Regions from separate parts of the Homo sapiens genome. Here region 2 is linked to region 1. A link is an interaction called in ENCODE POLR2A ChIA-PET data of the cell type or tissue named here. Cell type or tissue: MCF 10A. All regions are shown on one strand. Links, peaks and the distances in the headings refer to the core of each region. The heading gives the core; the rest is flanking DNA. Region 1 holds the start of FAM13A (family with sequence similarity 13 member A). Region 2 has its middle 17 kb from the start of TIGD2.

Region 1 (15,934 bases), core at 6,087-11,086:
TGATCCTCCCACCTTGGCCTCCCAAAGTGCTGGGATTACAGGTGTGAGCCACTGCACCTGGCCGAGAATTTTTTTTTTAATTGAGACAAGGTCTTGCAATATTGCCCAGGCTGATCTTGAAGTCCTGAGCTCGAGTAATCCTTCCACTTCACCCTCCTGAAGTGCTGGGATTACAGGCATCAGCCACCATACCCAGCCAGAGGAGAATTTTATATGCTCTTTTGGCTTTGAAATTAAGTCTTGCCCTAGCAAGTTTTCTGGAGCATTATCACATGGTAAAATATATGTTTTTTTTTAAATGACCCTAAAGTCAATTGGACAGGTTCAGATATGGGAACTTCTTGAGCTTGATTCGAAACTCCAGCACAGAAATGACCTTCTTATTCTGAGGGATTTGTTCATGTATTAAAGTGGGATTTATGGTAGATAAGGTGGCTCTAGTATCCACCAGGATTGTACAAGACTCTCCACTTATTTTAACTTGTTTCTTTATGTTTATTTAAGAGTATTATTAGGAACAGTTTGCTGGAGAATACCTTAGAACCTCTTACGTGTTGATTATCATCATAAGAGTTAAAATCTCTTGGGCTCTCTCTCGTGGTCTAAAAGGAGGCTTATTGGTGGACTGATATAAAACCCAACCATCTCTTTTCCAGTGTACAAGGTGGAGACACCTTGGGGTAAAGAATTTCTTGTTGTAGGACCTCCTGATTGTGATTTAAAATAAAAATGTGAAAGTCCCTTTAGTCTTGGTAACTGTTGTAATTGGAGTGACATAGGCTTGTTAGCTTTTTGGGTTTTTTCTTTCTCTAGAGTCCTCTCAAAATGTTCAGCTAAGGCCAACCATTTAGTCATATCTGTAATTTCCCATCCTAGTTTATGTTTTTTAATTAAACTACTAAGTTTAGGACAGAGTGCATTTATAAATACAACAGTTAATGCTGTTTCAGTCCCTGCAGGAAATACTCATTGTATTTTGAGCCCAGAGTGTTTCACAAATAGTGTTTCTAAGTGAATTCTGTAATCTGAAACTGGGTCATCCTTTTTGCCTGAAAGATTGTGTGATGAACCAATCAATTTTTTGTGGAAGAATCTTATGAATTGAATTTAAATGGTTTTCAGCAATTTTTCTAGCTCATTTTGGCCCTCTCCATGAGGAGGTTTTGGAGGAGTCTTTAATACCTTCCTCGCATTTGTCCCATTCTGCCTCTATGATTCATTTTCACACTTCGTAAAGCCCTAATATCATGTGAGTAAACTGGCAAAGATGAGGGAGTCCTGGATCATAAGCTCCTATGAGGATTCCACATTCCTTAGTAAAGTTTTGAGGATTTTCCCTTAGATCAAGGAAGTCCTTTACCATGACTCTAAGCTTAGACCATGAGTAAAGGTTATGGCAGAAAGGCCTGGCTGATCAGAGGGCCTTGCTTTGTACGGAGTCTAACTTCTCTTATCACCATCTTCAGGGTGAAAGGGTAATTTAGCAAAGAGGTTAGTGGACACTCAGAGTATTTAGGTAGAGTTGGATAAAGAGAGGGAACAGTTGGGGTTAGTTTATGCAGAGTATAGTCCTCTTTCATCTGTTACTTAAGCTTATTTGTTTTTTGCAAAGAATATTTTAAGGAGGCAGTTTTAAATTTATTTAGTCTTGTAGATGCTCTGCATACCAATTAAATAATACATCCCATTGTTTTTGTGGGTTTTTCATTTTTTTCCTAATATACATTTCAAATAAATAATTTTATCCCAATTAAAACTTCCCCACTGTGGCCATCTTAATTTTAAGTTGTCTCTAGTAAGGTTAGCCCGTTTTTCTGAAAATGGTTAAGGTATGGCTGCTGGGATTGGCTGAGACCCAGCTATGAGATCCAGCTATTGTTACAGAAGCATACTCCTAAGTTAGGTTTTCAGCTTGTTTGCCTATAAAGTTAGGTTGTGGTTTATTCATAAGAACTCCAGTTTGTGAGTCTGGAGGCTTTCTGAGGCCAAATTTAGTTTGACTTAACATCCTATAAAAGAGACTGTGATGAGATTCCAGTTGATAAGTGGGAAAAAAATGAAAACAGTTCACAGAACAGAAAATATAAATGGCTAATGAGGATTTTTTATATCGTTAATTTCACTGAAAAGAAAAATGAATGTAAGTTTAAAATTGAGAAACCATTTTCACTTACTGAATAGTTTAAAATATTAGGAAATATTTTATAAAATATTCATTCTTGGGTAGGGTAGCTTGTAGAATAGAAACTGCCAGAGCCAGTGCATGTCAGGAGCACTGGCCTAGCCCACATTCATGTTCTTTGTATTCCAGAAATTTCACTTTCAGGAATCTTTACAAGAAAAGAATCAGAGCAAGGACAAAGCATTACTTACTGTCACACACAGATAAAATCAGAAACTATGTAAATGTCTAAAAATGGGAGAATGACTAAAGAAACTGTTGTGTGTACAAAAAGTAATACCACTTCTGATTTAATTTGCTTATAGTGTTAGTAACATGGGAGCATGCGTGCCTCTGATACAATTTTAAGTGAAAAAAATTAGGATATAAAATTATCATAAATTAGATCTGCATTATGTTTTTTAACAAGCATAGAAAATATATTGGAAGTAGATATGTTAATTTTTGCAGCAGCCAGCACTGAGACTCACAACAGCCTAACATGCTAAGCTCCCTGGGCCAGGGAAGGGTGACACTCATTTCTATAGCTTGAGGCTGCACTTTTCCCCTGCTAGGGCCAGGGAGGCTGGACAGCTTGGTCCCACGACTTGTCCCCACAGCCCAACAAGCCAGCTGTGGCAGTCGGCAGCTAGAGTGCCTCTTCAGGTCTAACCCTGACCCATCCTTCCTCAGTGGGCAGGTCTTCCCTGCAGGATCTCCAATAACTCCAGCCAGAGGCTGAGGGACAGAATTTGGATCTCCCGGGGCCCAAGCCCATAGTGGGAGGGGTGGCCACAGTCTCTGTGGACCAGCAGACTTAGCCTCTACTCCTGGTAGTTCTGAGGAATCCAGGCAGCCCAGACAAGTGGGTTTTGCCCCAGCAAAATACAACCTCTCCACCAAGGGACAAAGTGCTTCATTAAACGGTTCCTGCTCCCCATGCCACCCAACTGGGTGAGACCCTCCAACAGGGGTTGTCAAACATCCTATACGGGATCAATCCTACTGGCATCAGGTTGGTGCCCCTTGAGGTCAGAGGTCCCAGAAGAAGGAGCAAGTACCCATCTTTGCTGCTCTCCAGCCTCCTTGAGTGACATCTCCAGGCATGGGAGTGAATCCGATGAATAAGGCCTGAAGCAAACCCCCAGCAAACTGCAGCAGCCCTACAGAAGAGGGACCTGACTACTGAAAGAAAAACAAGCAGAAAGCAACAACAACAGCATCAACAACAACAAAAAGGCCCCACAAAAACCCCATCCAAGGGTCAGCAGCCTCAAAGACTGAAACTAGACAAACTCACAATGATAAGAAAGAATGAACAAAAAAATGCTGAAAACCCAAAAGGCCAGAGTGCCTCTTCTCCTCCAGATGATCACGTCTCTCCGTCAAGGGTGCAGAACTGGATAGAGGATGAGACGGACAAATTGACAGAAGTAGGCTTCAGAAGATGAGTAATAAAAAACTATGGTGAGGTAAAGGAGCGTGTTCTAACCCAATGCAAAGAAGCTAAGAACCTCGATAAAAGGTTACAGGAATTGGTAATTAGAATAACCAGTTTAGAGAGGAACATAAATGACCTAATGGAGCTGAAAAAAACAGCATGAGTACTTCGTAAAGCATACATAACTATCAACAGCTGAATTGACCAAGTGGAAGAAAGGATATCAGAGTTTGAAGACTACCTTGCTGAAATAAGATATGCAGACAAGAGTAGGGAAAAAATAATGAAACGGAAGGAACAAAGCCTCCAAGAAATATGGGACTTCATGGAAAGACTGAACCTACAATTGATTTGAGTACCAGAAGGAGAAGGGGAGAATGGAAACAAGCTGGAAAACACAATTGAGGATATTATCCAGGAGAACTTCCCCAAGCTAGCAAGACAGGCCAACATGCAAATTCAGGAAATACATAGAACACCACTAAGACACTCCATGAGAAGAGCAACCCCAAGACACACGATCATCAGATTCTCGAAGGTCAAAGTGAAGGAAAAACTGTTAAGGGCACCCAGAGTGAAAGGCCAGTTTACCTACAAAAGGAAGCCCATGAGACTAACAGCAGAACTCTCAGCAGAAACTCTACAAGCTAGAAGAGATTGGGGGTCGATATTCAACAATCTTTAAGAAAGAATTTTCAACACAGAATTTCACATCCAGCCAAACTAAGCTTCATAAGCAAAGGAGAAATAAAATCCTTTCCAGACAAGCAAATGCTGAGGGATTTTGTTACCACCAGGCCTGCCCTTCAAGAGCTCCTGAAAGAAGCACTAAATATGGAAAGGAAAAACCAGTACCAGCCACTGCAAAAACACACCAAAATATAAAGACCAATGACACTACAAAGAAACTGCATTAACTAGTGTGCAAAATAACCAAATAGCACCATGATGACAGGATCAAATTCACACATAACAATACTAATCTTAAATGTAAATGGGCTAAATGCCCCCATTACAAGACATAGACTGGCAAATTGGGTAAGGAGTCAAGACCCATCAGTGTGCTGTATTCAAGAGACCCATCTTACATGCAAAGACACACACAGGCTCAAAATAAAGGAATGGAGGAAAATTTGCCAAGCAAATGCAAAGAAAAAAAAAAAAAAAAAAAAAAAAAAAAAACCAGGGGTGGCAATCCTAGTCTCTGACTAAACAGACTTTAAACCAACAAAGATAAAAAAGACAAGGAAGGGCATTACATATTGGTAAAGGGAACAATTCAACAAGAAGAGCTAACTATTCTGAATATATATGCACCCAATACAGGAGCACCCAGATTCAGAAAACAAGTTCTTAGAGACCTACAAAGAGACTTAGACTCCCACACAATAGTAGTGGAAGACTTTAACATCTCACTATCAGTATTAGACAGATCAAAGAGACAGAAAACTAACAAGGATATTCAGGATTTGAACTCAGCTCTGGATCAAGTGGACCTAGTAGATGTCTACAGAACTCTCTACCCCAAATAAACAGACTATAAATTGTTCTCAGTGCCACATGGCAATTATTCTAAAATTTACCATGTAATTGGAAGTAAAACACTCCTCAGCAAATGTAAAAGAACTGAAATCATAAACAGTCTCTCAGTGCAATCAAATTAGAACTCAGGATTAATAAACTCACTCAAAACCACACAATTTCATGGAAATTGAACAGCCTGCTCCTGAATGACTTCTGGGTAAATAATGAAATTAAGGCAGAAATTCAAAGAAGTTCTTTGAAACCAATGAGAACAAAGAACGTACCAAAATATCTGGGACACAGCTAAAGCAGTGTTAAGAGGGAAATTTATAGCACTAAATGCCCACATCAGAAAGCTACAAAGATCTCAAATTGACACCCTAACATCACAAAAGAGTTAGAGGCAAGAGGAAACTAATCCAAAAGCTAGCATAAGACAAGAAATAACTAAGATCAGAGAAGAATTGAAGGAGATAGAGACACAAAAAACCCTCCAAAAAAATAAATCCAGAAGATTGGTTTTTTTTGAAAAAATTAACAAAATAGATAGACTGCTGGCTAGACTAATAAAGAAGAAAACAGAGAAGGAAGAATCAAATAGACCCAATAAAAAAATGATAAAAGGGATATCACCACTGATCCTACAGAAATACAAACTACCATCAGAGAATACTACAAACACCTCTATGCAAACAAACTAGAAAATTTAGAAGAAATGATTAAACTCCTGGATGCATACACCTTACCAAGACTGAACCAGGAAGAAGTTGAATCCCTGCATAGACCAATAACAAGCCTGAAACTGATGTAGTAATTAATAGCTTACCAACCAAAAAAGCCCAGGACCAGATGGATTCACAGCTGAATTCTACCAGAAATACAAAGAGGAGCTGGTACCATTCCTTCTGAAACTATTCTAAACAATTTAGAAGGAGGGACTCCTCCTTAACTCATTTTATGAAGCCAGCATCATCCTGGTACCCAAACTGGGAAGAAACACAACAACCACAAAAAAACTTCAGGCCAATACCATAGATGAACATTGATGTGAAAAATCCTCAGTAAAATACTGGCAAACTGAAACCAGCAGCACATCAAAAAACTTATCCACCATGATCAAGTCGGCTTCATCTCTGGGATGCAAGGCTGGTTCAACATACACAAATCAATAAATATAATCCATCACATAAACAGAACCAAAGACAAAAACCACATGATTATCTCAACAGATGCAGAAAAGGCCTTTGATAAAATTCAACATCCCTTCATGTTAAAAACTCTCAATAAACTAGTTATTGATGGAACAGATCTCAAAATAATAAAAGCTATTTATGAGAGATCCACAGCCAATATCATATTGAATGGGCAAAAGCTGGAAGCATTCCCTTTGAAAACTGGTACAAGACAAGGATGCCCTCTCTCACCACTTGTATTCAACATAGTATTGGAAGTTCTGGCCAAGGCAATCAAACAAGAGAAAGAAATAAAGGGTATTCAAATAGGAAGAGAAGAAATCAAGTTATCTCTGTTTGCAGACGACTTGATTTTATATTTAGGAAGCCCCATCATCTCAGCCCCAAAACTTCTTGAACTGATAAGGAACTTCAGCAAGGTCTCAGGATACAAAATCAATGTATAAAAATCACAAGCATTCATTTACACCAACAATAGGCAAGCAGAGAGGCAAATCATGAATGAACTCCCATTCACAATCGCTACAAAGAGAATAAAATACATAGGTATACAGCTATCAAGGGATGTGAAGGACCTCTTCAAGGAGAACTACAAACCACTGCTCAAGGATATAAGAGAGAACACAAACAAATGGAAAAACATTCTATCCTCGTGGATAGGAAGAATCATGATCATGAAAATGGCCCTACTGCCCAAAGTAATCTATAGATTCAATGCTATTCCCATCAAACTACCATTGACATTCTTCACAGAATTAGAAAAACTATTTTAAATTTCATCCAGAATCAAAGAAGACCCCATATAGACAAGACAATCCTAAGCAAAAAGAACAAAGCAGGAGGCATCATGCTACCTGACTTCAAACTATACTACAAGGCTACAGTAACCAAAACAGCACAGTACTGGTACCAAAACAGACATACAGACCAATGGAGCAGAACGGAGACCTCAGAAATAACACCACATGTCTACAACAATCTAATCTTCGTCAAATCTGACAAAAAACAAGCAATGGGAAAATGATCTCCCATTCAGTAAATGGTCCTGGGAAAACTGGCTAGTTATATGCAAAAAACTGAAACTGGACCCCTTCCTTAGACCTTATACAAAAATTATCTCAAGATGGATTAAAGACTTAAATGTAAAACCCAAAACTATAAAAACCCTAGAAGAAAACCTAGGCAATACCATTCAGGGCATAGGCATGGGCAGAGACAAAAATGCCAAAAGCAATGGCAACAGAAGCCAAAATTGACAAATGGGATCTAATTAAACTAAAGAGCTTTTGCACAGCAAAAGAAACTATCATCAGAGTGAACAAGCAGCCTACAGAATGGGAGAAAATATTTGCAAACTATGCATCTGACAAAGGTCTCATATCCAGAATCCATAAGGAACTTAAACAAATTTACAGGAAAAAGACAAACTACCCCATCAAAAAGTGGGCAAAGGATATGAACAGACACTTCTCAAAAGAAGACATTTATGTAGCCAACAAACCTATGAAGAAAAGCTCACCATCACTGATCATCAGAGAAATGCAAATCAAAACCACAATGAGATACTATCTCGAGCCAGTTAGAATGGCAATTATTGAGAAGTCAGGAAACAACAGATGCTAGAGAGGATGTGGAGAAATAGGAACGCTTTTACACTGTCCGTGGGAATGTAATTAGTTCAACCATTGTGGAAGACAGTATGGAGATTCCTCAAGGATCTAGAACCAGAAATACCATTTGACCCAGCAGTCCCATTACTGGGTATATACCCAAAGGAGTATAAATCATTCTGCTATAAAGACACATACACACATATGTTTATCGCAGCACTGTTTACAATAGCAAAGACATGGAACCCACTCAAATGCCCATCAATGATAGACTGGATAAAGAAAATGTGGTACATATACACCATGGAATACTATGCAGCCATAATAAGGAACAAGATCATGTCTTTTGCATGGACATGTATGAAGCTAGAAGCCGTCATCCTCAGCAAACTACCACAGGAACAGAAAACCAGACACCACATGTTCTCACTCATAAGTGGGAGTTGAACATTGAGAACACATGGACACAAAGGGGAAACAACACACATCAGGGCCTGTTGGGAGGTTGGGGGTGAGGGGAGAGAACTTAGAGGATGGGTCAATAGGTACAGCAAAAGAAAAAAGAAAAACAAATTGACAGAAAAAATGGTAACAAAAATAAAAATAGGATAGTTTCCTTTTGGCTTACCTGAAGTGGCTATTTTAGCTATTAGTTCAAATATTTGTAAATTTTAAAATCTATCAAATTTTCTAGTGACAGCATGTGGAAGAGAAAGTTATTGAAAAGTCAGTTAGCTAATTTTTCAGACTGCAAATCACATATGTAGAATTATGGTTGTCTAGAAGTATGTTGTTTATGTTTATCATCAGTATATTTTTATAAGACAACTCATACATAATTAGAAGTAGTAACGGCTACATAAAATAGAGCATTTTCATTTAAAACAATTCTGATGGGGTAGCATGGAAGGAAGAAAATTTTGGTAGAATTTAGCTGGTTTCTAAGGAAGAGTAGAAGAGAAAACTGCCTCAGAAAAAATGAATAATGTGCCTGCAGTTTTAAACCTGAGTCTGAATACGTACATTTTGCTTAGAGCTGTGTGGAATCTGGGAAGCAAGTCTGTGTTTTCACTTTATGCACTGTTGGTTCTATTAATGAAAGCCACCAGGTGACTGGCAGTTTTCGGAGTCAAAGAAGCCTGTGTGTAGGATCTAGGGAGTCAGGTTTGAAAAAAAGATGTCAGCGACTTAAGACCCGTGTCACGTGACTCCCTCTACTTGCCAGCACTGAGGCTGTGGATCAAATTTCAACTCCAGGCAGTCCTTCCAGCCATGTGGGTTCAGCGGAAAGAGAAGCAAAACCACTCTTCCTAAAATGTTAGAAGCTGCTCTTCGCTTACCTTGGGGCCTTTGCATTGGGAGCTGTTTTTCACATCAAAGAATATGTGCTGAATGGAATTTTAGTATTTTGCTGTCGTTTTAATATTTTCGTCTGGTCTTCCTCAGTTCTTCCAGACGCTTTCTGAGAGAATGGGGGCAGGAGCTCTAGCCATCTGTGTAAGTATAGGCCTTCTTCTGTCTTCTGTGTTTACTGCCAGTTTTTAGGAGAGGGCCTTGCCTTCCTTGTTTTGATGAGATGTTTGTGTAACTTATTTTTCCTTCCCAGGAGGTGGGGAAAGATTTGTTACTTAAATTCCTATCTACTTAAATGGGTATTAGGCAGGATTTGGGATGGCATTCAGCATATTTGTGCACTTTAGTTTCCAAAAAAGGTGAAAGATGCATGCTGATTTATTCCGTTAAGTCAACTTGATTTAAAGTAGAGCACTTTCAAGCATTTTAGACTTTCTTGTCCCTGAATAGTTAAACATGAATGCTTCATTATAGCTATTAGAGAAATCTTGTGGCTAGCTTGAGGAGGAATTGAAGTAACCATTAATTTATTACTTTTGAGTATGTGTGTGACATTTTTCTGTTTTATATTTCTATTTTCGTTTAGTAATTCTGGAGTTTCTGTTTCAGCATGATTGCTGAAAGTGATGGTGGAGAAGCTCAGTTGATAAATGTTTGTGTATCCTTAAACTGTAGAAATGAATGGTTGTTATAACACAGTAGCATTAATAAATAACACTGAAATAAAATCCTTGGGAAAATGTGCATATTTCTGGAGTTTTAGAATTTTTAGAATTTATGAATTTCTAAATTATTCTGCTGGTGCTTGTACAAAACCTTTTGTAATAATCAAAAATTGTCAATTATATAATTTGCAGAATGCTGTAATTTAAATTTTGATTGTACTATATAGAAAATGCATATATCTGTATGAGAATTACACATATTTATGTTTCAAGTTGCTATTGTATTCCATAGGGACATTTTATTTTCTAGAATGTATTAAATGAGAAATATCTTCTTCCTTATTATCACCTTAACTGCTCACTTAAAAAATCACACTCAGGCCAGATCCTCTTTTTTTGTGTGTGTTTCAGAAAGAGCTGCAATTTGCTGTAGCTTCTGATGGCATTCTGAAGTGTTTAGAAATATCTGAGCAATTTTTGACACACAGACACCAAATGGTCACCAAATGGTCACCAAATGGTAGACCAGCCCTATAGATTAAGTTTTCTTAGTGAAACTGCAGGATGACCTTGTTTCCAGGCTCAAAACTTTTCAGCACCATGTATGTCACTCTGTCTTCCTTTTAACTCTGAGGCTTAGTAGCATCCAGGTATCCATGTGGTTATTCTTTTTTTATCACCCCAAAGAGTTTCCTTCAAAATCTGATTTATCTATGTGTAAAATACTGACTTTTACTTTACTGCAGAGGTGGCCCTTCTATTTTTCTAGCTTTATAAAAGAAACAATACAGAACTGAAAATGTGTAGAATGAGGCAGCAGATAGGTCATGAAGATTGGTAGTCATCTCTGATTGTCTGATTAGATCTTTACTTCTTTCCCTTGACCTGCAATATATTGATCTCTACCTTGACTGGAATGCACACTGACTCATGTATAAAACTTTATATTTTCCCTTAATTTATATCCAAAGCATGTATAAAATTTCAGTTAAAGTTGACATAAAAATCACACAGTGTAAGAGATTATTCACTCTGGTAGATGAGTAATTCTCAATCATTTCTACCCTTCTCCTTAAGGTTGGCCTTTGATTGTGCTGTCTTGGTTTTACTGTAGGAGGAAATACATTTTCAACAGTTGTACCATAGCATATCTGGAAAAAGATAGCTTTTGGAGAACAACAAAAAAAATTTTAAACATCGTGACAAAAAAGGGAGAACTAAGTCACACATTAATACATTCAATGAGCTGATACACTACTTTTTACTTTGTGTAGGAGTGAAGAGAAAGCTTTTCCTCTGCCCTTTCTGCAATTTTATTGAAACAATTGGCAATAGATTAATAGGAGAAAAAGAGTTACAAATTTATTAATATGTATATGGATATGAGAGCCCCTCAAATATGAGATTCAAAGAAGGGCCAGGTGGTTGAAGCTTAAATGCCTTCTTTTTGGGGAAGAGAGAAGTAGGGAGCTGCAGGTAATTTTAGAGAGGTAGTAAATAATTTTTAAAGTGAATGAATGGGTTCAAAGAGCATGGCCTGGGACAGCGTTTCCCTGAGCTATGGTGAGGTGGTGGAAAGGTGAGGGGTGGAATGAAGGTTGTGTTTTTATGCAGATAAAGTCTCCCAGCCAATCTCTTGGAGCTGTCCTCAGAAGAATAGATGAAAAGTCAGTGTGGATATGGTGACAGCTTTTAGTCTCTTTTCTGATGGTTAATTTTTCATGGTTATTTGATGAGATTCTCAGGAAGTAGATCTTAAGACAATTGCATTTCTTTTGGAAAGAAGCTTCCTTAATCAGATAAGGAAATTCCAGAGAGAGTCACTCTCAGTGCTTTAGGAAAGAAAAAGAGAGACTGAGGGAGGGCAGGAGAGTGGAAAGGCAGAGAGAGACCTTGGTTCTGAGGCTTATTTCTGAGACATTTTAATTAAAAATACCCAGCATGCCAAAGCACCATATTTTGGGGTATAGCTTTTTGAACCCCAACATTTAGGACTTACATACTTATACATATATGTAGCAACTACTGAAATATCCTGCTGCTGAAGACATTAATACTTCAGACAGTATAATGAGTACTAGATATCTGTAGTACGTACGTGTGTGTGTGTGTGTGTGTCTGTGTGTATCTTTGTGTGTCTGTATGTGTGTGTGGACTCTTGAAGTGGGACACAAATTGGTTCCAATAAACTCAGTTTCTATGTCCATTGACTAACCTACTTTATCTTCCTCATTTCTTTTCTTTTTTAAACTCTTTGCCATGTTGTTAGTGTTAAGAAATTTTGCTGCTCATGATACTGTTGTAGGCTCAAAAATGTATTGCCAATCATGTGTACAAAGAAAATTTAGCTGCTTTACTGTAACAAATCTATTTTATTTTCAGTAAACCACCTATTCTGAGGTGGTGTAGGGAATTACAGTTGCCAGTTCATGTTATTTTAGTCTCTTCTAATTTTAAATGTCACTTTTGGATGATTCTGTTTCTCTCAGGTGAATCCTGAGTCAGATTTTCTGCTTCTCCTGCTGTTCTATCCAATGTGGCATCAGGATATATTAAAGATTGGTGGGCTGAAAGTGGGAGTTTGCATATTCTAGTGGATGAAGAAGGAGGAGTTGAAATGCATGTGTAGATTCTTATACTCTGGATATTATGATTTCTGGTGAATTTAGGTCTCAAATCTATGACTGGTCAATTTGTGAATTGGTTCTCTTGGTAATATCAGTGCCTAACAGTCCACCCCACCTGATTTGTCCCCAGTTCATGCTGGTGCTGATAATTTCAAGAATGCCCCAGGCCTCGTAGCCTTTCTCTCTAACTTGGGGACCTCTGCTTCTGTAGTCTTACCGCCTGGTACCATCAACTACCTTCCATGTATCCCATAGCGCAAGCAGGAACGTACAGTCGCGTTACAGAAAGGTCATATACCAAATTAAAATATGCCATTCATGGGATTTATTGAATCAACTTAAATCACAGCAAGAAGAAAGAGGAAAAGGATGAGGTTAGGTTTATCTTCTTTGACAGGGCTTAAGTGGGAAGAAAGGACCACACTCCCTGAATTCTGTGTTATTTAACGTTCAAATGTCCTGTTGCTCTTGCCTTCTGTGCCACATCAGCCTTTCCTGATCATGGTAATTATCAGTTCATGGAAAGATGTATGGCAAACACCATTCTGATGAGGTCACAGATGGAAATGAGGAACATGTTGTTGGAAACTGGAGGAAACATGATTTTTTGTTATAAAGTGGTGAAGAATTTGACTGAATTGTGTTTGTGTTCTAGTATTTTGTGGAAGGAAGAACTTGTGAGCAATGAAATTGGATATTTAACTGAAGCAATTTCTAAGTAAAGTGCTGAAATGGTGGCTTGGTTTCTCCTCACTGCTTGTAACTGTTTAACTGCTTATAGTTTACTCAGAAGAATAGATGAAAAGTCAGTGTGGATATGGTGACAACTTTTAGTCTCTTTTCTGATGGTTAATTTTTCACGGTTATTTGATGAGATTATAGTTTAAGCAGTTTCCTCCCCCTTGGTTTCTCCTGACTGGCATATGGTTCTTTGTACATATGTGAGAAGGGATAAATGACCTAAAGATGGAGTTGTTAATCAGAAAGGAAGCAGAACTTAAAGATTTGGAAAATTCTCAGCCTATCGATACTATTAAAAATAAGATAGCCAGTGGGGAGAGAGAGTTCTAGGTGGGGAACACTAAAAGTGTGGCCAAGCCATTGTTTTATAAGGAAATTAATATGTATCAGCCATGTCAACAGAAGCCAGGAGGTATTCTCCAAGATAACGGAAGAATTACCCCAAAGGCAGTTTAAAAATCCTCAGAGCTATTACTCTCATCCCAGGCCCAGAGTGCAAGTTCCTTGAAGGAAGAGTAGTTTCAAAGGAGGGACTACTGTGCCTGGTGCTTGTGGGACTTCAGAAAGTGCTACCCAGGGGGTGGGGGGAGGGGGGAGGGATAGCTTTAGGAGATATACCTAATGCTAAATGATGAGTTAATGGGTGCAGCACACCAGCATGACACATGTATACATATGTAACTAACCTGCACATTGTGCACATGTACCCTAAAACTTAAAGTATAATAATAATAAAATAAAATAAAGTAAAGTAAAATAAAATAAAAGAAAAAAGAAAAAAGAAAAAAAAAAAAGAAAGCGCTGCCCAGAACCTCCTTACATCTTAGGCTCAGCTCCCACACTCTAGTGCCACACTTTATAGCTGCCCCATTGTGACTCCAAAAGGCTCAGTGAAGCAGGGTGGCTGCCCTTCCAAAGGGTACAGGCAGCAAACTTTAGTGACCACATAGAGCTGTCTCTGCCGGTGCCCAGAGTGCATGAGACATAGTAGCCTGGCTGCCTCTACATAGATTTCAAGGATGGGACCAACATTTCACGGAGCCACAGTGTGAGATTTAGGCAGAGAGTTGCTGCAGGACCAACCCACCAAAGCCATGGGGGCAGGAGCACCTAGAGACTTAGGGGCTCAACCTCTGCCCAGCAAAGATGTGGAGGCAGGTCCCAGTGGCCTGAAGGTCAGAGATTGAGCCAAAAAGGATTATTCTTGAGCCTTAAGATCTAATGAAATTTTGTTCCATTGGGTTTTGGATTTTTTTCAGGACCTGCCATTCCTTTCTTCTTTTCTATTTCCCTTTCTTGAATGGGAGTGTTTATCCTATGCCTGACCCACCTTTGTATTTTGGAAGCACGTAACTGGTTTGATTTCACAGGCTCACAGCTAGAGAGGAGTTTGCCTCAGTATGAATTGTACCTTGAGTCTTACCCATAGTTGATTTAGATGATATTTAGATGAGACTTTGGATGTTAGACTTTTGAGTTGATGCTGGAGTGAGTTAAGATTTTAGGGACTGTTGAGATGGAATGAATGTATTTTGCATGCGAAAAGGATACGAATTTTGGAGGAACAGAGGTGGAATGCCATAGAGTAAATGTTTGTACCTCCAAAATTCACATGTTGAAACCTATTCTCCAATGTGATGATATTTGGAATTGAGGACTTTGGGAGGCGATTAGGTCATGAATGTGATGCCCTCATGAATGGGACTATTACCCCTATAAAAGAGACCCCAGAGAATTATTTGACCCCTCTGCCATGTAAAGAAACAGCAAAAAGATAGCCATTTGTGGAACCAGAAAGCCAGCCCTCATTAGACACTGAATCTGTAGGTGTCTTGGATCTTGGACTTCACAGCCTCTAGAACTGTGAGAAATAAATTTCTTTCATTTATAAGCACATCCAGTTTATGGTATTTTTTGTTGTAGCAGTCTGAACAGATTAAGACAGTCTGTTAAGCTACTTCCTTGCATATTACCCATATGTAGTTGTATCTGTCCTCCTCATTGTTTCTCTTGTTCTCTATTTAGTAGAATCAAATTTTCTTAGGTAGTACAACAGACAAATATTGCATAAGTTCAAGTTTCAAGACCATGATGGTTATCTTTGTAGTTCTTTTTTTTTGGAGATAGAAGTCTTGCTCTGTTGCCCAGGCTGGAGAGCAGTAGTATTATCTCAGCTCACTCTAACCTCCGCCTCCTGAGTTCGAACAATTCTCCTGCTTCAGCCTCCTGTGTAGCTGGGATTACAGGCACCCACCACCACACCCAGCTGATTTTTGTATTTTTAGTAGAGACAGGGTTTCACCATGTTGGCCAGGCTAGTCTTGAACTCCTGACCTCAGGTGATCCACCCGCCTTGGCCTCCCAAAGTGCTAGGATTACAGGTGTGAGCCACCATACCTGGCTTTAGTTCTAGTTTGATGTTTGGTATCAGATTCATCCCACGCAGACTACAGTTAGGTTTTCTAAATACCAAGATTAATTTCTTGATTTTTGTAAAAAAAAAGCTGTTTTTTATTTGGAGTTTTAGAAAGAACATGAGTTTTGTCCAGGCACAGTGGCTCACACCTGTAATCCCAGCACTTTGGGATGCCAATGCAGGTGGATCACTTAAGGCCAGGA
Region 2 (15,934 bases), core at 10,258-15,257, 66 kb before region 1:
GCGGTTCTTCAAGGTGGCTTTCTATAAAATTTAACTCTTACTAATATCTTTCCTCATTCTTAAACCCAAGTAGCAGTGGGAAAATTTTAAAATTTGCCATTGCAATATGATTTTTCTAAAAATTCAGATTTATATAAATCAAAGAATCTTGTCACTTGAAATCATGCTACTTTCTCCAAGGTCTTATAGATACTCATTCAACTGGTTCATGTGATGAAAAATATTTGCTAAGTAGTTCATTGCTGTAGCCACCACCTTCTTATTCAAAATACTCAGCAAAAGCTGGCCTACCTTGAAAATACTCATGCACTCCAATCCACCTGTCAGCTAAAGCATACTGTTGCAAATCCTTCCTCTGCTAAGCCACAGATTTCTATATGTAGCAGGAGATGTATGTAATCTTTGTCCAAATAATAACACAATTTTTAAAACATTATGGCATGAATTGGTTTTTATTTAACAAAGCCAACCATTTTGTAGTATCATTCAGAACTTTTATCACTTCATCTACAGGGTTATCTCTCTGTGAAGAAAGCAATATGTTGTGACAACCTCAGATCCAAGAAATTCAACAAACCCAGGCACAAGCAACATGAAGAAAATTATAGCAAGGCACAAATCAAATTTCCCCAAACTAATGATAAAGAGAAGATCCTAGGAACCAGAGAAGAAAGCCTTGTTACATATACAGGAACAAAGGTGAGGATGACTTCAGATTTCTCATCATAAAGAATGCATGTGAGAACTAGAACAAATTATTACAGTTCTGTCCTGGTTAAGAAATGACACGTGTTTTGGAAATTCATGTGTCAAGAGCAAATGATAAAGAACGAGACTCCCAGGTGTCTCGTGATATTCTTCCTTTTATCATTCTTTAATTCCCTAAGTATCCTGTGGTTCCTTGAAGCTAGGCAGAGAGCCTCCTTCAGGTCTTTATATTCCCATTGCCAATATGTGTTCCAAAAAAAAAAAGAACACTACTGCGGGGGGAAGCTGTTACTAGAAAACAAGAAAGACCATTATCATTCCCCTTTACTTTTATGCTACCTGTGGATTTTTATACCCACATTGTAAAATATCTATCAAGTGCAAATACACTTAATAGACATAAGTGGAAGAAGTAGAAAGTTCACATGTATGTTAGATATCCAGTTTATCCCTTACATTTTAATAGTCCTCAATGAATAAGCTAATTCAGATAATGAAATATTTCTTTATAGTTATATAAGGGAATCATAAAGTCATTATCCCAGTTTGATTACGCAAAATGTGAGAAATTACTGCATTGTGTGTTTGTGTGTGTTTATGCAATACTATTTACTATGTGCTAAGCATTGTTCTAAGCACTTTACATATACTAATTCGCTTAATCCACATACCAATCCTGTGAGGCAGGTCTTATGATTCTCCTCATTTTGTAAGTGAGGAAACAGAGACGGAGGGTAAGATCACATGACCAGTGTGTGACAGAATGAGAATTCCAACCCAGGCAGTCAGAATCCACAGTCCATGTTCTTTACCACCTCACTATTTTGCCTTTCCACTACACAGTGTTAAATAGGGACAGAACACTGTGAAAACTAAGTTTAGGATGCTAGCCAAGCAGGAGAAAAACCAAAGTGGCCCTTTGCCAATCAGATGTTGTTTTGCTGCATCTGAAGCAACAAGACTTCTAGACATCTTTCTGTGGGAGTTTTAGTACAATCCCATTTTCCCAGGCTCTGGTTTTGTAACCTCGAAGAGCCAAAGGGAGAAAAATAGATTAGCTAAAAGAATTATATTGTTGCCTTCGCTTTTGTGTTAATATAAGATGTGTGTGTGTGTGTCTTTGTTTTTAACAAAAGTTTAAAAAGTAAATAAATAATTTTGAAAGTAGAAAAAAGCTTATAGAAGAAGGATATAAAGAAAGAAAATATTTTTGTATAACTGTACAGTGTGCTTATGTTTTAAGCTAAGTATTATTACAAAGGAGTCAAAGTTTTTTTAAGTTAAAAAGTTTATAAAGTAAAAAAGTTACAGTAAGCTAAGCTGAATTTATTCTTAGAGAAAAAGAATAAATTTGTTTTATAAATTTAGCGTAGCCTAAGTGTGCAGTGTTTATAAAGTGTACAGTAGTGTACAGTAATGTCCTAGGCCTTCCCATTCACTCACCACTCACTTATCGAATCACCCAGCAACTTCCAATCCTACAAGCTCCATTCATGGGAAGTGTCCTATACAGGTGTACCATTTTTGTTTACCTTTTATATTGTATTTTTACTGTACTTTTTTTATATTTAGATACACAAACACTGACTCTTGTATTACAACAGTAACAAGCTGTGCAGGTTTGTAACCTAGGAGCCATAGGCTACACCACATAGCCTAGGTGTGTAGTAGGCTATACCATCTAGGTGTGTGTATGATGTTCACACAAAGACAAAATTACTAATGACACATTTCTCAGAACATATTCCCATCATTAAATGATGCCTTGAGGCAGGAGATTAGGGTCTGGAGGCAGGGAACCTAAGGCCAATTCATACTGACTTCCTAGAACTGAATCAAAAGGAAAACCCCAACTTTCCATGCCCAAGTAACAAAACGACCAGAGGCTACTCCCTTTCCACCGCCACCTTTTCTGTGTGGCAGACGAAAAACTGAAAGTACCTCTGATTGGTCCACTCCCACAACCAGTCAGGTTGGTTGTGGGCCAAGTCTTCTTTTGCACAGGAGTATAACTTTGTAACTTCACTTCAGCCTCTGATTGGTCACTTTCTGCAACTAATCAGACTGATCACGGGCCACTACTTCATTTACATATGGAGTACACCAAGCAACCAATGGGAAACCTCTAGCGGGTAGTTAATCCCCAGAAAATTCTGTAACCAGGCCCTTGAGCCACTTGCTTGGGCCCACTCCCACCCTGTGGAGTGTGCTTTCATTTTCAATAAGTCTCTGCTTTTGTTGCTTCATTATTTCCTTGCTTTGTTTGCAAGTTTTGTCCAATTCTTTGTTCAAAATGCCAAGAACCTGAACACAATAACTAGAGTTGAGAAATACTACTTTTAATTATATAATTATGCTGTTATTTTTCTAATTTGAAAAATGCATTGACTTGTTTTTTTGAGAAGAACTATAATGGGCAGAGTTGTTTATGTAAAAATTGCATTGCACTTTTTCAAAATTACCTGACGTTGAAATACATTCAAAGTAATTGGATACAATAAATGCTTAACCTTTTGCACTACAAAGTTAAGAAGATGAATTATGTGTCTATGGAGCTATGAACTCTAATAGTGTGCTTTATCCCTCTTCCCCTTGCCCTAGGCCCAGCTCTCTGAGAGGCCTAAACTATGTTAAAAATAAAAACGTGAAAAAAGGAAAAGTAATTCAAACTGACAACTGAATGCCCTATTTTCTACTTTTTACTTTTCAATAAGAGGTAGGGGTGTTTCAAGTTTTGCAGACTAGAGCTTGTCAATTTTGGTTAAGTTCAAATCCAGTTTTTCTAGTTGAAAAGTGAAATTAGAGAGCATTAGGTTAGTGTTAGATTTTTTTTAATGAAATTTGTTATTTACAGTGGAAAAATTAAATCTTAATATAATGCTAATTTTCAAGGTGACTGATTTAGGATGTGCTTCACATGTTCACTGTTTCTCTCCCCACCATTTTATTTTTCTCCATTGCCATAGTTAAAATCCAGCACAGGGAGAAGGGGATCATTCAATGTAGACAATGGGTTTCTCCTCTCTCCTTATCCCTTTCAATTCCCTTTTTTTCTTATTCCTATTCTATTTTCCCCTTTCCCTCATCTTCCCACTCTCCCTCCCTTTCCTGCATTTCTCCTTTTCCTTTAGTCAAAGAGAGAGAAGCAGAATTGGTATCTGGAAGTAGTAAAATACAATGATGGAAGTAGGGATTTCCTCATCACCATCACTAAGTTTTGTCACCACTGAAAGCTACTAGAAATAGTCTGCACTTGGCAGATTTTTCATCTCTCATTATCTCCTATTTAATATTTTTAAACTTAAAAAGGTTATGGGCATACAGAACAGCACATAACACATATATGCAGTTTATTCACTGCCATTAACTCTTCACCTGACTAGCCTTTGGATACTACACCCTTCCCTCTGATCTTGCTCTGACAAGGGTCACAGTAACTTAATTGTAATTACTATGTTGATCACTACATTTTATTTTTCAGAGTCCCATTTAGTTCCTTTTCAAATCTGCTTTATCTTTGTAAGTCTCTCCTATTCTTTGCTCATATTTTAAAGCCTCTGTTTAAAATAAATTTTGCGGCCAGGCACGGTGGCTCACGCCTGTAATTCAAGCATTTTGGGAGGCCGAGGTGGGTGGATCAACTGAGGTCAGGAGTTCGAGACCAGACTGGCCAACATGGCGAAACGCTGTCTCTACTAAAAATACAAAAATTAGCCGGCAGTGGTGGTGCACACCTGTAATCCCAGCTACTCAGGAGGCTGACAGGAGAATCACTCGAAGCCAGGAGGCAGAGGTTGCAGTGAGCTGAGAGCGCGCCACTGCACTCCAACATGGGCGACAGAGCAAGACTCCGTCTCAAAAAATAAATTAAATTAAATTACTTTTGCTATTTTTTATATTCTATACCTAAACTTTTGCTACTTTTACATTCACTACACAATAAATTCAGGAACTGCAGTCTGAGCATATCTGATTCTGCTTTCCACTGCTCCTGCTGGTGCTTACTCACAGTGCCTTGTGAGCTCTTGTTCTCTGGAAGTTTATCCATGGAAATTCTTTGAGGCCCATATAAAAGTTGTGTTCCTTCAGAGAGGATTTGGGTTTACTCCTACCAATCTCCTGCAAGCACTACCATCTTAAATTAAATGCTCAGCTTGATGGTTTGGGAACAACACCTAGAGTTAAGTTCACAGTGCAAATCTACCTGCAGTCAGGTTCCCATTTTCAAATTCTCAGGCAAGATGTTTTTATTCCTCCCACCAAAAGCCAAGCTTAAGACAAGAACATTGTCTTGCTGCCTCTCCTGTGCTACAAGTTTATTTCTAATTCTCTTTCACTGTGTAGTCTTTTGTGGTCTCAACCTTATAGGAGACTTCCTCCTGCATTTCCATCTTGGACAGGCTCTAAATTATAGTTCCCTAGTAACTCCCACAGCCATCAAAACAGAATCTGAAAATTACCAGGATTGGGCATATAACCTCCAGTCAAAAGCCAGCTTGGGTATCACTTACAGCCTAGTCTACCCACTTTTTTTGTGGTTTTTTTAACTTAAAAAAAAAAAGTAAACTTTTACTGAAAAAAAGCACAAAGCAGTGCAAATATTCTGAGTATATGTGAAAGCTGGATGAATTTTTCACTACTGAATACTTCTACATAACCACCAGCTAAATCAAGAGAAGGAACATTAGCAATCCTTCCCTCAATCTCCTTTGCAGCCACTAACTCTATCAGGAATAATTATACTCTGACTTCCAACAGAGGTAAGTTATATGTGTATGTGTGTGTGTTTGTATTTTATATAAAATGGCAATGATTTTCACTTCTACTTGTTTTAACCTATGCAGATTCTATACTTTTTTGTCAGCTCAGTGATACATTTAAAATGATAGCGTTTTCTCTTTTTTTAAATTTTAATTTACAGGGCCATGCTAGTCTTCTCTGTATTGTTCCAATTTTAGTATATGTGCTGCCAAAGTGAGCACTTTTTAAATATTTTATCTAGCATTTTTAGTTGTTTTCAGCACAAGCGTCATTCAAGGAATCTAATCTTCTGTACAGGTGGTCAATGACTTTCTTGTTAAATCCAATCGACTTTTCTTAGTCCTTATCCCTTCTTTTTCCTGAAATGTACTCTTCCCTGGCTTCCATGAGCCCACACTCCTAGACAGTCTCTTATTGCATTGATTTTATTAAGCAATTATTTACTGTAGTTATTTGAATAAATGATGCTCTCCTACTCCTTTATTGTAAATTCTTTGAGAATAGAACTTTTATCTTAATCATGTATATAGTGCTCAATATTGTGCTAATTCATTCAATCAACCAATATTTATTGAACATGTTCTATCTGCCAGGACTGTTCAGGGACTGTGTAACAAAATTGCCAAGGCATTTAAGGTCCCTCCTGTCCTGGACCTTAAATTTGTTAGGGCACATTGTAGGTATTCAAAAAAGTGCTAAAATGAATGATACAATGAAGAGTAGCAAGAGCAAAGAAGAAAAGAGGGAAACTGTCAGCCACAAAAGAAGATAAGGTTATGTTTAGAAGAATGGCAATAAAAATGGCCTCAAGAGAAAGTGTTACAATTAGCTGCCTAAGGTGAGTATTCTAGAACCAAATCTAGGTTTAGAGTGTCAGATAGTGCCCACGATGAGAATAAGCTGGCTTAACTGGAGTAGGGAAATTTAGAAATAGGAAGCTAAACAATCTCCAACTGCTTTTGAATATCTTGCTTTTTATTACAGCTCTGCTATGTGTACATACCTCATTTAAGGGCATTGACAAATAAGTGAAGCTGAAGACAATGATTGTAAGAAGTACATTTCATCATTCTCCTTCTCCAAGCTTCTCCCTCAAAGGACAGAGAACTGTTCTCCCTCTCTCTCTGCATTTCAAATCCCTCTTTTATTACTTCTTCAAACATTTACACTTCTGCCTCTCACTTACGTGTGTCTTCTCAATTTCTATCTCTAGGTTCTCTGGGGTTATCTTTGTTTCTTCTCTGTATTTTTCTATTTATATTCCCTTCACTTTTTTCCTTCCTGTCACTCCTATGCCTTTATGTGTCTTGGTAAACTCTTTAAGCGTAGGTATTGAAAGTTCAATTCTTGACATTTTCACTTCTTACATTCTTCTTCAGTGATCATAGCCAGTTTCATGATTTAAACTAGCAATTCTATGTGGCTGAATTCCAGATCTGACTTTCTAGCTCTAACCTTTCTTTCTCTTTTGTCAATCTAGTCAACTACCTCATCAACAGTTTATGAATGCCTGCCATATTGGTTGAATTTCAATGTTCTATGTAACATCATAAAAGTTCACAGCATATGAAGGTTCTTACCAACATTTACTAGGTAGATGGCTCTTGACTTTGTGCTATGTATCTTGCTGACAAAGGCTAGCATTTTCATAATCTGCATTCCTGTCCCCCACAAATCACCACACGGAATTTGAAAAATAAACATCAGTGGCCTTAAAAAGTGCTTTGTTTAAATAAAAATTCTTAAGAATTTAAGCCTTTACTTACTTTGTGTTTGTTTTGGTCTATGATGCTTTGGCTTTCATAAAAAACCCCTAAAGGAATAGTATGATTCTTAAAGTTATTCTGTTGATATGTATAGTGTGCACTGCAAAGCAGAATTTATTAAAGTGAAAAAGAACAAGCTTTTGGTAAATGAGCTCTGTTTTAAGATTAGCACTCTAAATGTGATATTTATTCATTGTAAATATGAAATTACAGAGAAATAATAAGAGAAGATTGACCCCATGTCCTAAAAATGCTAAAATATTGAAATAAACTTTCCTGACTAGTAGATATATGCACTAAACCAAAACCACTCTATAACTCAGGTTTCAACACCTGGTTATTCCTTAAAATGCTACGAAGATAAAACGGAAATCTGTCAACTAAAACTTCATAGACTTTCAAAACTGTTTGCAGTAACCTTCGGAAATAGGAAAGTAAAACAAGTTTCTGGTAAATAAGTAAATTTATTAAATTTGGCAATTGGTCATTTGACTAGTTGATTCTTGACAAACTGACTTGTGTTAAAAGATAAGCTTAGGGCCGTTACAATTTTAAAGAGTCTATTTGAGCAGACAGCAATTCATGAATCAGGTAGCACCAAATCACAAGCAGTTTGGGCTTCACCAAGGAGGCATGAAGAGAGACATGGGGGTTCATGAAAGCAAGACAAAGAAACTATTTTACTGTTTAAGGTGGAGAGTCTCTAGTTGGAGGTTAGTTGAAGGTTTTTGATTGGTACAGCTCCCAATTAGAGCTTTGTTGGCAGTTTCTGATTGGTTGAGTTACTCTGAGTTGGGTTTCAGTTTGCTTATGTAGGAACCCAGAATGCAGCCTAATGGCCTCCTAATTTTTTTAACATCTATAAAAACAGGCAGATAGAGGTAGGCCATCCTGTTTAGCTTCCCTAAACCACCTTGGATCACAGAATTAGATGAGGTTCGGAAAGCTGCTAGAGAGGATTCGCCATGGCCAAGGGATGCAATGGATAGCTCTGTGTCAAGGGCTGTAGTCTGGCTAGGGCCAAATGGGAGTCAAACCCAAACATGTAGTGGGCTTACGGCACCAGTGAGAGCCAAGGTGAGACAGTCTCAGCTAAGCAGTCACTAATGGCCAGTGACTAAGGCAGTGAAAAGCCAACCCACTACTGACACCAGGTTCAGTCTTTAAGGGTAAAAGTCAGCAGGGCAAGTATACAGCCAGAAAGAGCACAGACATTTCTCCAAAGACCAGAGATAACAGAGGGGAGTTCAAGGAGAGCACCTGAGCCTGAGGATTTCACCTTCATGGCAATGCTGAGAGGCTGATGAAGCTGCACACCCCTTTTCCATATACCCACGTGCTGCCTTGAGGAGAAAATTAGGGGAATGCATGAGCCACTTGAGAGACCAAATATTTTTATCAGAGAGGCACTAAACAGAACCTACAAGTACTATTTAAATTATCAGAGTGAACTAAGACTTAAGAGAGATTAGATATTTACACTTCTTCCCTCAGTTACAAATTGGAACTTCAGGTATTAGGAAGCCAGATTAATCACAAATGAAATAAAGAAATTATATTTCTCATTACATATCCAAATTGTAGTATGAGGTAAAATTTGTGATCTTGCTGTGTTTATTGTTCAAATACTCTATATCATTTATTTTTTATCTTCTTGATCTGTCAAAAACAGAATGTTAAGTAATTCCATTACATTTATGTTTCTATCAATTTATCCCATATGACTAATAATTTTTGCTTTATCCCTTTAAGTATTACTTTATTTATAAAATACAGCTTTATTATTATCACCATCATTATGCCTATCATTTATATAAGATAATCATTCTGGTCAAACTTGCTTTTTGCTTAAAATTTTACTTTGTTAGTATATTGCCACTCCTAACTTTCAGTTTATTTGTTCTTTCTTTACTTTAAAATGTTGTGTGGCGTTTTGCTTAAGATATGTCTCCTGTAAACAGCATATGGTGTTTTGTTTGTTTGTTTGTTTTTTAGATCGAGTCTCACTCTGTCACCCAGGCTGGGGTACAATGGCGTGATCTCAGCTCACTGAAACCTCTGCCTCCTGGGTTCAGGAGATTCTCCTGCCTCAGCCTCCCAAGTAGGTAGGATTGCAGGCATGCATCACCATGCCCAGCTAATTTTTCTATTTTTACTTGAGATGGGGTTTCACCATGTTGGCCAGGCTGGTCTTGAACTCCTGACCCCAAGTGATCTGCCCCCCTTGGCCTCCCAAAGTGCCGGGATTACAGGTATGAGCCACCATGCCCGGCCTGTTTTGGTTTAACTTAATACTAGAACAAAGTATTAGACATTTTTCACTCTCCCTATGTTCGTTAAAAACATTACCATGCTTTTATTTTCCCAGTCCATTCTGGGTCTTTGTTAACATAATCTGGGATTTCTATACTCAGACAATATTGCCAAAACATCATCATAGCTTATATTTTAAGGGCTTTTCCTTTCCAAGTTATTTTTCTTATTTCATATTTTTATAGTTTACATTTCTTATTTTTATATATCTTTTATAGCTATACTTACAATTAGATATCTATATTTAAATGGTTTTAAAACTAACTGCCATTTTTTACAAGGCTAACAGTTTCTTGTGTTTTTCAGTTTTTAGTCTGCTAGAGTTTATATATTGTTTTTTAATTTGAGGTAGGTTACATGGGTGATATGATAAATTGCTGAACTCTGAACTCTTGCATAAGACACAATAATTTTCTGTTGCCTTTACACAAGAATAACAAGCTGGGTGGATATAAAATCATTTGCTTACAACTCTTCTCCCTTAAAATCTATGGAGAGTCATCAGTCTCTTCTATCACTTGAGCTACAAAGCAACCTGAAGACAAACTGATCGTGTGTGTGTGTGTGTGTAACTTTTTCTGACTGGATGCTTTGTGAGCTGTCTTGATAGTTTAAAATGAACAATCTCTCTCCATTGATATTCTCTGCTATTCAGTAATTAGTATTCCCACTACCTATTCCTATTTTCAGTTCAAGCATATAATGGAATTTAATTTTGATTATTGCAAATTTAGAGTTTGGGTTGTTTACTTTCTGTCACCTCATCATTTTTATTCCGTGACCTTGTTACTGGTGCCCTGGGTTCTTGAGCTCTCCCATGATAGAAATCAAGAGAGATCACCAAACATAGCAACAAAAGAGTTTTATTCAGCTTGCGCACAAGGGAGTCAGCACTGAAAGGAAAGGGGAATGGGTTAATCCCTGAGGATAGTGTGTGGGTATGTTTTATAGGGCCTTTCTACAGGGAAGGATTACATCAGGGCATGTATATAAGTCTTTCTAGCATTTGTGCAGTGGCTCAACATACTTCTTCATACATTGTATGCATCCTCAGTATTATAAATCTCTACCCCAGGCAAGATTTTTAGCATTAAAAGGAGGAAGGGGTTGAAGTGTCTCCAGATCCCTGAGGAAGTCCCTAGCCCCCTCCATTAAGAACTTGCATTTGATAACTTCTTGGATCTTTTGTTACTGATTGGCTGAGAGTTAGGTAAGCTAGAGCTTGAGTAAGGGGCTTTTGCTCTCTTCCTCCAGTTCATATTCAAACAGGAAACCAACCAACCTGCTTTTCTCAACCTTATCTTCTGCATTCTGGGAAATTGTTTCCAGTTTATCATGAAAATTACTAATTGAACATTTTACAATGTTAATCTTGCTCCTTACCATCTCCAATGAAGACTTTAATTCTGATACTCTATTTTTGCTTTCCTGGAAAGTTGCTCATTTTGGTTAACTCACCATCTCAGTCTGCTGAATGTGTATCTTCAGCATTGCTTCATAGAGCCCATGTATTTTTGCATCTTAATGAAGAAAAGTGCATATTTTCTATAGGTTGTTTCTGTTTTGCAAAGAAAAGCCACTGCATGCTCTTAACTCTGAACTTTCATAATAATTTTCGTAGGCTGTATCCTTTCTCCCTCCCAACACAGAGCTATTAGGGTACATTATTTATTTGTTGGTTGAAGGGTACATAGAATGTTATCCCTCTCACTATCCACTTGGGTGTTCCAAGATTTTCTTTCTTACCTAGACCTCATTTAGAGATGGCCATGAATGTCCTAAGCCAGTGTGTAGTATGGCTATGCTGGACTAAAGTGGGATCTCTTATGTCTGTAATTGCTGGATGGGAATTTATTTTTAAAAATCTGAAGTACTCTGCAATGCAATTTATGAAAATGATGGTACCCTGCAAATATATTGCTCCCAGTGCTGTAAGAAGGCTGTATACCCATATTGATTCTCCTTTACTCTCTACAGTCCTCTATATTGAGACTTGTATTCCCTGAATGTGGGATGTGAAATAGTGGAAAGCAGAGTTGGCTACCTAATTTGCAGGGCCCAGTGCAAAATGAAAATATGGGGCCCCTTAAAATAAAGGTGTTGTTAAAGGTAGTAATATATAAGCATTTCCCTTTCTTCTGCAGTCTCTCTTTGGACCTATCATGCTGGTTTTTTAAATTTGCTATTGAATGTCACACACCTTTGGGCACAGGTACATTTGCTGGACAAGTGCAGACCCTCACAGGTGCCTGTGCCCACCCTGCAGTCCACTGCCACAATAATGCACCCTGTCCTGGCTGGGGGTGGGAAAGCCAATCTCCTCTTCCCATGTGTCTGCCTTCCCAACCCAGAGCAATGGGTAACTACCCAGAGATTACAACCTGTCAGAGCTGCTCAGTACCTGGATTGGGGTGAGTGAGCAGCTCACCCCAGCCAATCCCCACCTAATGCACCACAGCACTATCAGCCTGGGGCAAAATACCTCCTGCCATGCCTTACCCAATATGCCCTTGGGCAACATGCCCAACCTCAACCTCTGTGAATTTGTGCCCAGGCCCCTGCCAGGGGAGGAAGCTGGCAGTGGTCACCAGGCAGGAGTGGGGAGAAAGAAGCTGGGTGGCACTTTGGGAGCCGAGGGGGGCAGATCACGAGGTCAGGAGATCGAGACCATCCTGGCTAACATGGTGAAACCCGGTCTCCACTAAAAATACAAAAAATTAGCCAGGTGTGGTTGCGCACACCTGTAGTCCCAGCTACTCAGGAGGCCTAGGCAGGAGAATCGCCTGAACCCGGGAGGCGGAGGTTGCAGTGAGCCAAGATCACGCCACTGCACTCCAGCCTGGGTGACAGAGTGAGACTCCGTTTCAAAAAAAAAAAAAGGTGGGTGGGATCTGTAGTGACAAAGGTCGCAGAGCTGGCAGCTGAGAGCCGGTCCTAAGAGGCAAGAGAAGGGACCACGTACACCTAGGCCTCAAGCCCCAGTGTGTGTTCCATTGCCCCATCAGACTTCACTTTCCAACCTCTTTTAAATGATTTACAAATCTACTTATTTTAAAAAGCTGTCCAGACCTTTTGTGTTTTTCTGTGCCTGCAAGGACATTTTACTAAGTTAACATAATGCACAGATAATTCTTTGCCTGATGATATTTTCACTCACAATGTTACTTAGACCTTAAGAAAGGTAAAGAAGACTCCTTCCTTTCAACAACTCTGTACTGGTGTATCCAGCACCATGAAGCTCTGAGGCCTCCTCTATTCACTGAAACAGGAGAGCAGACAGGTAGAGTATAAGGAAGTGGAGAACAAGTTTGTTTGTTTTTCTAATAGCTGACTCTAGAATTCTTTTAAGATGACTGTCTGTTAAGGAAAAAAGTCTTTTCTAAGCTGCCCGGGGTAGAGGGTGAGATACAAAGGTTACTTGCACAAGCGCTAAAAGTTGCTTGCTTGCTAAATTGAAGTGCGTGAAACAAAGAGGAATTTGTCTTGCTGAAAGCGGGAGTGAAAATGCATAATGGAGAGGGATTCTCCCTGAGATGACGGAAGGCTCTACGCTCTGGGTGGTCTTTCTATCTCTGGGAGATCCAAATTTATAGAATGTGGGATAATTTTTTTTTCTGAGGTGAAAATACAGAATCTTAAAAATAATAGCCAACACACTTCTCATTCCCAGTAATTCTTGTCCTATAGCTTGACTGCTTCAGGGAAAACACAAATAATGGTGAGAACAAAGAAGTCTTTGCTTAGCTTTGACTTTCAAAGTAGACCAAAGGCAAAAAAAAAAAAAAAAAAAAAAAGAGTGCAGTAGAAACAATAATCTGGAAAGCAAGGTTTTCACTTGCAAGAGCCAGGCTATTTCGGAAAGGAAAGGAAAAAAAAAAAAAGATTTGTGATTCTGAGAAGCTAAGAAACTACTAAGGACTGAAGGGGTTCAGGTCATGCCACCCAAAAACATGCCACTTCGGCATAAGGATTATTTGAGCTGAAGGCAACTGAGAATCAACAGATGCAGGAAGTGTCCTCTGCTCTCCTCTCGTTTGCCTAAAAGTAGGGAACACATTTTCCTTGTGAAAGTATTGTCCTATAACAGAACTTAGGTCTGGCTATTCACAGTTTGAAAAGCCAGATACATGAGATGCCAAGTGTGGTGAAAGGAAAGCAGTTTTAATAAAATGCTAGCAGTTGAGGACATGTCCGGACTCGAGTCTCAAAATGATAACTCAAATTTTAAGGCTGACTGAAGGGGTTTATAAAAGGGAAACCTGGTGTGGGAAACACGCAGGAATCGTATAGAGTACAGGTCTGCATGTCTTGTTCCGATGGCTATCTTGAGTTACTGTCCACCTGGAGTACTAGCTGGTCCCATGTCGACTGTGACCAGGTTGTAGATTAACCACCTTGAGGTAATCTGCAGCTGGGTCTCCAGGCCTGGGCTGTTTCAAGATTAGCCCCTGGAATTTCTTTTCTTTTTTTTTTTTTTTTTGCCCTGTCCCCCAGGCTGGAGTGCAGTGGTGCGATCTCAGCTCGGCTCACTGCAAGATCTACCTCCCGGGTTCATGCCATTCTCCTGCCTCAGCCTCCAGAGCAGCTGGGACTACAGGCGCCCGCCACCACGCCCAGCTAATTTTTTTTTTTTTTTGTATTTTTAGTAGAGACAGGGTTTCACGGTGTTAGCCAGGATGGTCTTGATCTCCAGTGATCTGCCCACCTCGGCCTCCCAAAGTGCTAGGATTATAGGCGTGAGTCACCGCGCCCGGCCAGCCCCTGGAATTTCTAAGCAAGCATACAGTTAGATAAGCATGTATAAGTTGGTCATAAGGTCATGGTATAAGGCAGTGTCCAGGGGGAAGGAGAGAAAAAAAAAGGAAAAAAACCTTTTAAATACACTTTAAGGCTAGTGGGAAGGCTTTAAAATACATTTTAAAGCTGACACTCTTGGTTACAACTCCCCACTGTCAAGTTCCATTTCATTTCTATGGAAAGGGGGTGATGTGCTCCATCTAGGTACTTCCTGCTGAAACGGGGTGCAGTTAAGGTGCAGTGGAATGGAACCTCACCACTTGGAGTGGAAAATATTTGTGAGTCCATGGGCTTAAGGAAGAGATCTGCTAGAGCATCATGGTGAGTGTGTAACTGCAATAGAGTCTACAGCAGCAGAATAAACCTAGCCCTATAATCATGGCTAAAATTATGAGCAACTTTTTTTCACCAAGAGGGGCCTGATCCAAACCATGAGGAGAGCCACTGACTTAGGACATTGTGGGATAAGACATAGCATTAATTTGCTTATGCATGTCTCATAGGGCTGAGGATTTGTTTCCAGAATTATCTAGGATGTACACATACCACTCAGTCTTAATTATAGTGCACATTCTCCCCTATCAATCGTGCTTGGAGGTCCTGTGGGAATATGACAACATGTTGGCTGAACTTACATATTTAACAGGTTGCAGGAGGGGCTAGGAATATTCATGAAGGTGGTCCTGACCCATGTGCATTCAACAAATATGCATGTAACATATGACCCATGTTATTTTGTGGTGGAGACTTAATATTTAAACGTATTACAATTAGGTCCTATACATTAAAAGGTCTTTTCAGGGCAGAAAGGCACGCAAGTGTGCAATTTCTGTAAACCAGCTAGAACTAGCCCATAGTCCGTGGTCTTCTATCAGGTGAAAATTATTAAAGTCAGTCTCGTGTTAATTAAATCTGTAGTTATGGCTGATGGAACAGGGGCTGGGGGCCAGTGAGTTTGAGGCCAGTGCTTGTCTAACTGTTAGGGAAAAAGAAAACCCTTGTAGCAGCTAGAACACAGCTTACTATTTTTTTTTTTTTTTTTTTTTTGAGACGGAGCCTTGCTCTGTCACCCAGGCTGGAGTGCAGTGGCGCGATCTCGGGTCACTGCAAGCTCCGCTTCCTGGGTTCATGCCATTCTCCTGCCTCAGCCTCCAGAGTAGCTGGGACTACAGGCGCCCGCCACCACACCCGGCTTTTTGTATTTTTTTTTTTTTGTAGAGACGGGGTTTCACTGTGTTAGCCAAGATGATCTCGATCTCCTGACCTCGTGATCCACCGGCCTCGGCCTCCCAAAGTGCTGGGATTACAGGCGTGAGCCACCGCACCCGGCCAGCTTACTCTTTAAGTGTAGGCATGTATCACTTAACCCCTGCCTGCATGGTCTTAGGTCCTGTTTATAATTTGGTATTTTGTTGTTACAAGAGTCGGTTTTGTCGGTCTTATAATCTCTATTTTAATGTTAGTGGTGGTCACTTGTGCCTAAATTCCAAAGGGCGGGGGGTGGGCACAATGAGGTGTGTCCAATGCCCACTTCCTGCCATACCCTGATAGATTTTCAGGGTTTTGGGGATCCCGTTTGGCCAAGAGCG

The links. Peaks named below come from ENCODE experiments on the same cell type or tissue, not always from the same donor. Only the 100,000 strongest peaks of a DNase experiment are listed, where the experiment ranks them.
Region 2: POLR2A ChIA-PET joins it to region 1 with 32 read pairs; 6 of 35 experiments call an interaction of 5 or more read pairs at or near these places.

Annotation. Positions count from the first base shown.
Region 1 is chr4:89,050,430-89,066,363 of GRCh38, reverse strand. It overlaps FAM13A (family with sequence similarity 13 member A), which reads left to right and starts at 9,179. Exons shown (of 24, transcript NM_014883.4): 1 at 9,179-9,426. The coding sequence starts at 9,400. RefSeq lists an enhancer at 9,316-9,878. In MCF 10A, for the core only: no CTCF peak of the experiment used is centred there; a DNase peak (open chromatin) is centred at 9,143.
Region 2 is chr4:89,120,608-89,136,541 of GRCh38, reverse strand. It overlaps the pseudogene RNU6-907P. Among named protein-coding and RNA genes, the nearest start is that of TIGD2, 17 kb to the right of the region's middle. In MCF 10A, for the core only: no CTCF peak of the experiment used is centred there; a DNase peak (open chromatin) is centred at 12,891.